Regions from separate parts of the Homo sapiens genome. Here region 1 is linked to region 2. Evidence: read pairs that join two places in POLR2A ChIA-PET (ENCODE). Cell type or tissue: PC-9. All regions are shown on one strand. Each heading gives the region's core, and the rest is flanking DNA. Links, peaks and the distances in the headings are about the cores only.

The links. Peaks named below come from ENCODE experiments on the same cell type or tissue, not always from the same donor. Only the 100,000 strongest peaks of a DNase experiment are listed, where the experiment ranks them.
Region 1: POLR2A ChIA-PET joins it to region 2 with 20 read pairs; 2 of 35 experiments call an interaction of 5 or more read pairs at or near these places.

Annotation. Positions count from the first base shown.
Region 1 is chr17:29,598,385-29,603,763 of GRCh38, reverse strand. The region is part of intron 1 of ANKRD13B (ankyrin repeat domain 13B); the gene reads right to left. Among named protein-coding and RNA genes, the nearest start is that of ANKRD13B, 7.9 kb to the right of the region's middle. In PC-9, for the core only: no CTCF peak of the experiment used is centred there; no DNase peak of the experiment used is centred there.
Region 2 is chr17:29,823,014-29,828,392 of GRCh38, reverse strand. All of the region lies in intron 2 of SSH2 (slingshot protein phosphatase 2), which reads left to right. It overlaps LOC124900390 (a long non-coding RNA gene), which reads left to right. Exons shown (of 2, transcript XR_007065694.1): 2 at 679-5,235. Among named protein-coding and RNA genes, the nearest start is that of SSH2, 100 kb to the left of the region's middle. In PC-9, for the core only: no CTCF peak of the experiment used is centred there; a DNase peak (open chromatin) is centred at 2,512; H3K27ac peaks cover 430 bases.

The sequences.
Region 1 (5,379 bases), core at 323-5,322, 220 kb after region 2:
AAAGATGTTCATGAGGAGAGGAATGAGAGGTATAAAAAAGAACCCAGTGGACCATCTAAAGATAGTAAGTACAGTAACTGAAATGAAAAATTCACTGAATGGAAATAACAGCAGATTAGACACTGCACAATTTAAAAATCAGTGAATTTGAAGACAGCAATAGAACTTTCCAAACTGAAGCACAGAGGAGAAAAACAGTACTGAAAAATAAAGTTGGCTGGGCTTCTATAGTCCCAGCACTTTTGGAGGCCAAGGCGGGAGGTTGGCTTGAGTTCAGGAGTTTAAGACCAGCCCAGGCAATACAGCAAGACTCTGTCTCTACAAACAAAACAAAACAAAACAAAACAACTTTTACATTAGCTGGGCATGGTGGCAAGCAGCTGTAGTCCCAGCTCCTCTGAAGCTGAGGCAGGAGGATCCCTTGAGCCCAGGAGTTCGAGGCTGCAGTGAGCTATGATCACGCCACTGCACTCCAGCCTGGGCAACAGAGCAAGACCCTGTCTCTATGGAGCCTCATAATCTGTAAGACATTATCAAGCATTGTAACATATATCTATTGGAATCCCAAAGGACAGAATAAAGAAGTAGGACAAATAAGACAAATTTAGAGAAATAGGCCGGGTGCGGTGGCTCACGCCTGTAATCCCAGTACTTTGGGAGGCCAAGGCGGGTGGATCACAACATCAGGAGTTTGAGACCAGCCTGGCCAATATGGTGAAACCCCATTTTTACTAAAAATACAAAAATTAGCCAGGCGTGGTGGTGGGCACCTGTAGTCCCAGCTACTTGGGGGCTGAGGCAGGAGAATCGCTTGAACCCGGGAAGGGGAGGTTGCAATGAGCCGAGATCGTGTCACTGCACTCCAGCTTGGGCGACAGAGGGAGACTCCATTTCAAAATAAGTAAATAAATAATAAAAGAAAGAAAGAACGTCCAAAATTTTTCCAAACTTGATAAAAACTACTATGGTGGGTTGAAGAATGGTGCCCCTCCTAAGACATGTCCACATCACATTCTGACCCTCACAGCCTATGAATGAGACCTTATTTCAAAAAAGGGTCTTTGCAGACATAATTAAGTTAAGGATCTCAAGATGAAATAATCCTGGATCACCCAGGGGGCCCTAAATCCAATGACAGGTGTCTTTCTAAGACACTCAGAGAGGTGGGAAGGCCATGTGAAGACGGAGGCAGAGACTAGAGTTCTGCAGCCACAAGCCAAGAGGGTTGTGGCCCAGTCACCAGAATCTGAAAGAGACAAGGCAGGACTCTTCCCTAGAGCCTTTGGAAGGACTGCCACCCTGCCAACATCTCAAATTTGTATTTATGTCTCCCGAACTGTGACAGAATAAATTTTTTTTTTTTTTTTTTGAGATGGAATCTCACTCTGTCGCCCAGGCTGGAGTGCAGTGGCGTGATCTCAGCTCACTGTAAGCTCCGCTTCCCCGGTTCACGCCATTCTCCTGCCTCAGCCTCCCAAGTAGCTGGGATTACAGGCACCCACCACCACGCCCGGCTAATTTTTTGTATTTTTAGTAGAGACGGGGTTTCACCGTGTTAGCCAGCATGGTCTCGATCTCCTGACCTCGTGATCCGCCCGCCTCGGCCTCCCAAAATGCTGGGATTACAGGCGTGAGCCACCACACCCGGCCAAATATTTGTTGTTTTAACCCACCTAGTTTGTAGTAATTTGTTGTGGAAACTAATACCAAGATAAAGCCAAGAACCAAGAAATTCAATGAACCCCAAGTAAGACAAACACGAAGTAAACTACACCAAGGTCCATCATAATCAAATGCTGAAAACTAGTGGTAAAAAGAAAATCCTAAAAGCATTCAAAGAAATGAGGTCCATTATGTATGGAAGAACAGATACAGGAAATACTATATTCTTCTCATCAGAAACTATGTAAGCCAGGAAACAATATAATGAAATCTTTAAAGTGCTGGGGGAAAAAAACAAAAACAAAAACTTTCAACCTAGAATTCTTTTTTTTTTTTTCTCTAATCCAGTATGACTGGTATTGACCTAGAATTCCATACCCGGTGAAAATATTCTTCAAAACTGAAGAAGAAATAAATATGTTGGCAGACAAACAAATTCTAAGGGAATTTATTGCCAGATGTGCAGGAAATGTTAAAGGGAGTTCTTCAGGTGGAAAGAAAATGATCCCAGATAGAAACTTGAATCTGTACAAAGGATTGAAGAGTGCCAAAAAATGTTAAATGTATAAGAATGTCAGGAGGCCAGGCACAGTGGCTCATGCCTGTAATCCCAGCACTTTGGGAGGCCGAGGCGGGCAGGTCACCAGAGGTCAGGAGTTTGAGACCAGCCTGGCCAACATGGTGAAACCCCATCTCTACTAAAAATACAAAAATTAGCTGGGCGTGGTGGGGGATTCCTGTAATCCCAGCTACTAGGGAGGCTGAGGCACAAGAATCGCTTGAACCTGGGAGGTGGAGGTTGCAGTGAACAGAGATCGCACCACTGCACTCCAGCCTGGGTGACAGAGAGAGACTCTGTCTCAAAAAAAAAAAAAAAGAATGTCAGGCTGGGCGCAGTGGCTCATGCCTGTAAGCTTTGGGAGGCCGAGGTGGGCAGATCACTTGAGCCCAGGAGTTTGAAACCAGCGTGGGCAATGTGGTGAAACTCTGTGCTACAAAAAAATACTAAAATTAGCCAGGCGTGGTGGTGCATGCCTATCGTCCCAGCTACTGGGAGGCTGAGGTGGGAGGATCCCTTGAGCCAGGGAGCCAGAGGTTGCAGTGAGCAGAGATCATCCCACTGCACTCCAGCCTAGGCAACAAAGCCAGACCCTGTCTCAAAAAAAAAAAAAAAAAAAAGTCAGTAAAATATTTAAAACCCACAAGAATAAAGAGAAGAGATGTCAGCAGATGAGAAACTTCAACACAACTTTAGAACATGGAAAGTGGCTGGGGCCTCACAACTGACTTAGGGGAGCAGAGGAAGCTGAAACTAAAGCAGCCACAGAGGGAAACGTCCACATAAGGAGCAAGCCAGGTGACCCCCAGCCCCCCTGAAAGGTGTAGGTAGGACCTGCAGGCAATGGGGATGGCAGAGGTGGAGGTGAAGCTAGAGCTGAGTGCAGGGAGGCTGGTTACAATTCAGGATCCCCTGGTCCCCTTCCCAGCCTCATTAAGCTGGGAGATGCCCCCCTTCCTCACCACAGGACACCAGGGGTTTATTCTTTGTAGAAATTGGGCATGAGATGCTCTGGACTCAGGAGCATTGGCCACAGCAGAGGATGAGGTATGGTGCTGAAAGCCAGTGATCCGTGAAACCCCAGCCCCTTCCCTACCTGGGTCCTGAACCACTGGCAGCCAGGTCACACCACCACCACCCTATCTACCCGAGTAGGAAGTTGTCCCAAAGACCTCAGAATACAGACATCTGGTGACCCTACAATGAACAGGCCAGCCTGCCACCTGATCACCTTACAGTAGCACCCACACATCCCTGAGCTCCCCAGCCCCATTCTTAAATATGACCCAACAGCCAGGAGAAACTGGACACTTGATGAAAGCTTCCCATGTGAAATAAACCAAAACATACAAATTAGATGCTAAGACGGCTGGGTGCAGTGGCTCACGCCTGTAATCCCAGCTCTTTGGGAGGCCGAGGTGGGCGGATCACGAGGTCAGGAGATCGAGACCATCCTGGCTAACACGGTGAAACCCCGTCTCTACTAAAAATACAAAAAATTAGCTGGGCGTGGTGGCGGGCGCCTGTAGTCACAGCTACTCGGGAGGCTGAGGCAGGAGAATGGTGTGAACCCGGGAGGCGGAGCTTGCAGTGAGCCGAGATTGCGCCACTGCACTCTAGCGCGGGGGACAGAGCGAGACTCCGTATCAAAAAAAAAAAAAAAAAAAAAAAAAAAAACAAATTAGATGCTAAGAACCCAGAGGAAATTCTCTTGATGCAGGGAATAAAAGAAAACTCTTTGGGGGAAAACAGTAATTTACATCCTCAGGAAAAATATAAAAAGATCATTGAATTCATGAAACAAAATGGGACAGCCTGGCTTTCCATGACGTCTCCTGCCCTTTCTCTTGCCTTCTTCATTCTGGAAGTGACTTTCTTAACTTTTCCTTGTTTTCTGCATTCCTGGACAGCTGCACCTGCCCCCATAAACAGTAAACATCACCTGGATTTACTGCATTTTCAGGTGGAAAAAAAAACCAACTTTAAAACTGTCTACATCTCTTCTTTTTCCCGCACCCTCCACATCTAACCCATCAGAAAAACTTGTAGGCTCTGCCTCCAAAACAGACCTAGAAGCCGCCCAGTTTCCACTACCTTGCAGCTGTTGCCCCCCCATCTCTCACTGGCAGCCCCCTACTGCCTCTTTGCTGCTCCCCGGTTGCCAGGCTCTATTGTCCACCTCACCTATGGCAGCTAAAGTCACCCTGTGAAGTGTTACTCAGGTCCTGACACTCTTTAGTTCAAAATCTTCCAGTGGCTTTCCATCGTAGGTAGCAGGGAATCCAATGGCCCCAGACTTCTCTTTGAACTCATTTGCTCCACCCTTCGCCAATGGCCTTCCCCGGAACGTTCTCCAGGATCCTCCAGAGAGCCCCAAAGCTTTCTCCCTCCCTTCACTCAGGCTGCTGCTCAAATGTCACCTCCTTAGAAAAGCCCACCCTGACAGCCCATCTGAGGTAACAGCTGCTATGGCTCTATCCACTGCCCGTCCAAGTGCCTGTTGAGCACCTCCTGCACCTCGAACAGAAGCCCCATCAGCCAGGTCCCTGCCTGCTTTGTTCACTGCTGGTTCCCCACTCCCCAGGCAGCACCTGGCACATAAATATTTGCTAGACAAATGCATAGAGTACTAGGCTGAGGGGGCACAAGGAGGGGAAGGTAATTAACCAAGAAATCATTGCAGAAGTATATTGTTTATGCCGGGGGGCTCACGTCTGTAATCCCAGCACTTTGGGAGGCCAAAGTAGGTGGATCACTTGAGCTCAGGAGTTCGAGACCAGCCTGAGCAACATGGCAAGACCCCATCTCTACAAAAAAAAATACAAAAATTAGCCAGGCATGGTGGCACCACCTGTAGTCCTAGCTCCTTGGGAGGCTGAGATGGGAGGATCACCTGAGCCTGGGAGGCAGAGGCTGCACTGAGCTGTGATCACACTACTGCACTCCAGCCTGGGTGACAGAGTGAGACGCTGTCTCATGAAAAAAGAAAAAAAAGAAGAAGAAAGAAAGAGAAAGGGAGGGAGGCAGGGAAGGGAGGGAGGGAGGGAGAAGGGGAGGGGAGAGGGCAGTATAAACAATATATTGTTTATAATTAGGGAGGTAAATGACAAAAGGAGTCCAGAGTGCTGGGGAGGTGGGAGAGGCGGAGCAAGGAGCAC
Region 2 (5,379 bases), core at 136-5,135:
TGAGTGGTTGGGAATCTATTCTAAAAGTTCACAGTAGATTCAGACCCTGCTGAGAAAGTCTTTACTTTGTATTTAAATTTGTTGTGTAGCTTAAGAAGATAAAAGAGCAGGATTCTTAAGGGGGTTTTGCTGCCAAGTGCTACGAAAGGAAAAATTAAAAGTTTCTTGTGTAGTCAATGAGAGTTCATTGCAATCAAGATCACTTACTGAATTTGTTAAAGACTTCCTGTGATGGCAGGGTTCACAGATGATCAATAATTCTGTTTTTGTAAATACAGGTGAGTTTTGTATCTTATCCTTTATCTAGTCTAACATGATGGCTCTACCTCCATGGCTGCCTTTTCTGTTACTTAGTTCTCTAAGTGAAGAACCAAAAGCATCAGCTAAATTGTTCTAGTAATTAGGAGAGTGTTAGGAATTGGCTAGAAATACAGCTTAACCCAGCTATGGCAGGAAGGTAAGCAGAGGTTCTATCATATGTAATTATCCTCTTTAAAATGGTTAAGAAATGTATTAGATAGCATTACTACTAAAACCTAAGGCTTATATTGATTTAGAAAAACATTCACATTACAGATATTGTAGCTATGCTGGGGTTTTTTTTTTTTCTGTACTCATTCATTCTATTTATTTTTTCCCTAAATTATTTCTTCATTGTTTTGTGTTTGTCCTTTCCAGCTTCAAAAAGCTATACTGAGGGATATGCCAAGTCATAATGCATATTACCTGGAACTTCCTGGAAACCAAGCATTTTATTCCTGTGGAAATGTGTTTAGCCAAGTTTTAGAAGAATGACAAAGTGAGAAAACCAAATTTATTTTTATTGCTGTTGACTATTACTTAAAATAGGAAAAGGAGCTTAATTCTTGGGCTTCTTTATCACTAACTTAGTATGTTCCAAGCACTGTTCTAGTTGCTTGAGATACAAAAACAAAAATTGCTGTCCTTCTGAAGTTAGTAATCTGATGCCTGTTACCATTTCACCCTCTGCCCCTGCCAAGGAAACAATCAAACTGGGATTTAAATCCTAGCACTACTATATGCTGTCTGTGACTGGGAAGTCATTTATCTTCTTTGAGCCTTTTACTAGTAAGAAGCCTGGTAATCATGTTGCCATTTTATCATTTATATAAGCATCTCAAGAATAATTTGTTAGCAGTTCATTCTGCAAGAGGGAATTTCCTTGTAACTTGCTTGGATTTGTACTCAGAAGTGCCTTATGCAAAATAAGTTAAAGAAGTTTTGTCCCAGCATTTACCCATATGTGTTCCCTAGTGTGTATTTTTACAATTGACCTGGCTTAACATCAGCAACAATTTGTAGTATGACACCAAGACTACATAGGTTTATATTTATGGAATTTAGTCTCATACATGTCATCAGAGTTGAGGGGAATGATGAAGGAAATGAAAAAGTCGAGCTCTCTTGGTAGGTAGCTGCTACCTTTTGGTATAGTCTTCATCTTTTCCTTTTGGGAACTGTGTCTACTTTACTCCATCTGATTCTGGTAGGGCTGAGAATCACTCGGCCTTGCTTTTCTACCACTGGATGGTCATATGTCCATAGACCCATGTCAGGCTGGTCAATCAAAGCACTCCTCTTCCCTGGATATTATGGTGGCACATGACCCAAGCAGGGCCACTGTCATTTTGAGAGATGGATATAGGTCTCTCTGGAGGTAAAAAGGGTTAATTTTTTTCTGGACTCTGATTAAAAGGATGATATATGCTTAGTGTGGTAGGTGGTCATCTTACCACCACACAGAGACAGTCTACCTAAGAATAAGAAGAAAGCAAAGTCAAAGAGAAAGAGTGGAAAATAAAGACCTAATAACATCAATGCATTTCTGAATCCCTGTTGAATTTACCAGTTAAATAAACTACTATGTTTTTTGTTTCTCTTGAGTCAGATTGCTTGCAACTGAAAGCATCTTGTATAATACAATATCCTTATCTATGATTGTAGTCATCGTTTGCATTTGTCAATATTTTTGGTTCTCCTTCTCCATACTGGTAGGATTATGTTTCCTTGGGAACTGACATGGTCATGTGACTGTTTCGGCAAACAAAATATAAGTGGTTTTTGTCACTTCTAGGTGGAAGCTTTTAAGTCTTAAGAGCTGTTGCATAATTCATTATATTCCATTTTCCCTGTCACAGTGACCAGTCAAGATGAGAGAGAACAACATGGAACAGAATATCCACCAACCTAGGATGGACATGTAACATAAATGAGAAACTGTTGTTTTCAGTCACTAAGATTTTGATGCTTTGTGTTTTTGCAGCCCCTCTGACTAATACCTGTATGGAATACATTGTTCTATATTAAATTTTTCTAAACACTTCAGGTGAAAAAATATCTTAATATAACATCTAAAAACATGAATGTCTACAGAATTAGGTTATTAAAATATTTAATATATGTAGCTATTCTTGTTCAGAATTAAGAGTAGGCCAGAGGTAAGCAGCAGTATTTCCTGGTTTACCATACAGGAACTAAACCTGCTTTTAGGGCTGTGACCTCTGACCAAATTATAGTTTGCCTTGTTTCGTATCATGTGGCAGGACAAAGTCTATAATGACAGGTGTTTAAAACTCAGACACTATGTAAGCACTCTAGCCTTGCCCATAACAATTCCTCTTATGTGGGCAGGACAATGATGGCGTCTTCCGACCAGGCCTTGCTATCTGAAAATAGAGAAATGTTTCAAGGACAGATTAAACAAAAGCCTGATTTGCAGCCATGTAGTATCAGTATTGAGGCCTTGAAATTAACAGCCCTTGTCAGATAACCATCAAGGAAGGTCCCTCTAGTCTTCAAAGTAAGTATATACTACAGACAGCAGTGAGCTCTGTGGGCATGAACATCCTCTTTAAGCCATGTTAGAGTATTACGGGCAATGCCATTTGTTCATGCCACATAAAACATGTCATCTTTTCTCCCACTTCTGCAATCCTGGACTTCAAAGGCAATGTATTAAATTTTTTTACTGAAATTTTATGGAATATTTTGCTAAATATTTGTATAATTATTATAATCTTTGTATTGGATTCTCCAGCTTACATGAAGGATAGCATATTCTCATGGGCAGAACATACTAACCTGTCATTTAACCTTTGGGTACTTTAATTTCTCTGCCTCTAAAAGGAAATAAACATTTCTCTTCCTCTCCTACTTCTCCTTGATTGTGCACATAGGAAAATGTGGTATATAATGTATTTGTCAGGACTATTGATTGAGAGTAATAGAAACTGTCCGTAGGAAAATAAAGATTTGTTGGTTCATGTAACTGGGAAGTGTAAGGGATAAATTTAAGGTATGACTGGATTCAGGGCATCAAATTATTTCATCGAGGTAATCTCTCTTCACCACATACCTCTGCTTTTTTCTATGTTGGTTTCATTTTTGTACAGGCCCTCCCTATAAGGCAATGAAAAAAACAGCCATCTATAACTCTAGTTGTACATTTTATCAGCTAAGCCACCCTAATGGAAAGATATCTTTTTCTTCAGTAGTTCTAGCTGGAGAATACAAAAGGATGGTTCCCTGCAAGAAAATAAGTTATTATCAGAAGAGGAATTGATGGGGCAGGCAAAAACAACAAATGTTCATTACATATAAATTCAAAGTTGTAAAGTGTACAGCTATGCTACAGGCACAGTTGTCTGTAGCAGACACAGCAGGTTGAATACCCTATATCCATTCTCTACTGCCATTCCTAAAAACTCGGTTTTGTTCAGGTTGGTAGGTATCCATTTCCTCCAGGTAGCCGAATACCTCAAGGGAAACTGACCAAGCCCTATCCCATGAATCCTGATTAGACCCAGCCAGTCAGAGGGTGCCATCCCCTTGCCAGAGGTTGGCTTAGGCATGAGCATGTGATCCACTTCAGGGCAGTGAAATGAGAGGGGAAGCTTGGGAGTCTGGGAGGCTTCTGGGACAATTTTCCTTGCACTTAAAAAGACACAGGGGAGGGTCTGTTTTTCTCAGGGCCTGTTGGGGATGTATGTGATGAACCTTGACTGTGGCAGTCATCGTGATGCCATATTAGCCTGAGAGCAATGCTGACACAATCAGGATGGCATAGCACAAAGATAGGGAAACTGCATCTTTGATAAAGTTCAGCCACTGAAGTAACCAACTGTGGTCCTTTTGTTATGTAAGATGATAGTTTTCCTTATTTAAGGCATGTTCAGGTAGTTTTGTTTTTGTTTTTGTTTTTACCACTTGTGACTGAAAAATATCATGACTAGTAAGTAGAGATGTTGTGGGTTCCTCAGTCATGAAAGAAGCTCTTAGAGGGCTATATAGTTCCACTAGACCTAGAACAGTGCCTTGTACATAGTTGAAGCTCAGTTGTCTTTATTTGTATTTGTAATTTAAGCACTAAAAAATAAAACACCTTTCTTCTGTAGCAATTCAGTATAAAAGCCTTTAGATGGGATTAAACAAAATAGATGTCTTTGAGTGGGCAGCAAGGCCCAGTGTGGAATTTTTTTTTTTTTTTTTTTTTTGAGACAGAGTCTCACTCTGTTGTCCAGGCTGGAGTGCAATGGCATGATCTCGGTTCACTGCAACCTCTGGCTCCTGGGTTCAAGCAATTCTCCTACTTCAGCCTCCCGAGTAGCTGGGATTACAGGAACGCGTCACCACACTCAGCTAATTTTTGTATTTTTAGTAGCAATGGGGTTTCGCCATGTTGGCCAGGCTGGTCTGGAACCGCTAACCTCAAAGTGATCTGCCCACCTTGGCCTCCCAAAGTGCTGGGATTACAGGCATGAGACCGCACCCGACCCCAGTGTGGAATATTGGTGCCCAAGTGGGTTAGGAGGGCATCCGCATGGGGGAGGTACCCTGGAGTTCGATGTTAGAGCCTAAGCAGGGTGAGGGAGTTACTGCAGAGAGAAGGGATTAGAGGGTGGCCCAATGTGGGGTGTTAGAGCTGGAGGAATGTAAGGAAGGCATCATCCACACAGAGGAACATTAGCCCAGTGCAAGGGTCAAAGCCTGAGGTGGGTGAAGAAAATACCTGCTTTATACTGTTCTGGAAATTCTTCTATAAGTTTGTAATCATATGTACCCAAAATGTACCTGTATTTCATTTTGTAAACTGTCACAAAATTAATATTTCCAATGCCTCATATGTTTTTAAAAAATATGAAACTATTATTTATTTGAATATATTACATGAAACTCCTCAAAGACATCTCTGATTAAAGCAACTTTGCCATCACAGAAAGTCAGTTTATTTTCTATAATGTATATATTTTACTAATTATAATCTATACTGCCTTTCATCTATATAGATGTTTTTTATTTTAATTTTCAGTGGAATAGAACTAAAGAAGTTTATTTTTTCACAACTGTTCTCTGGTACTC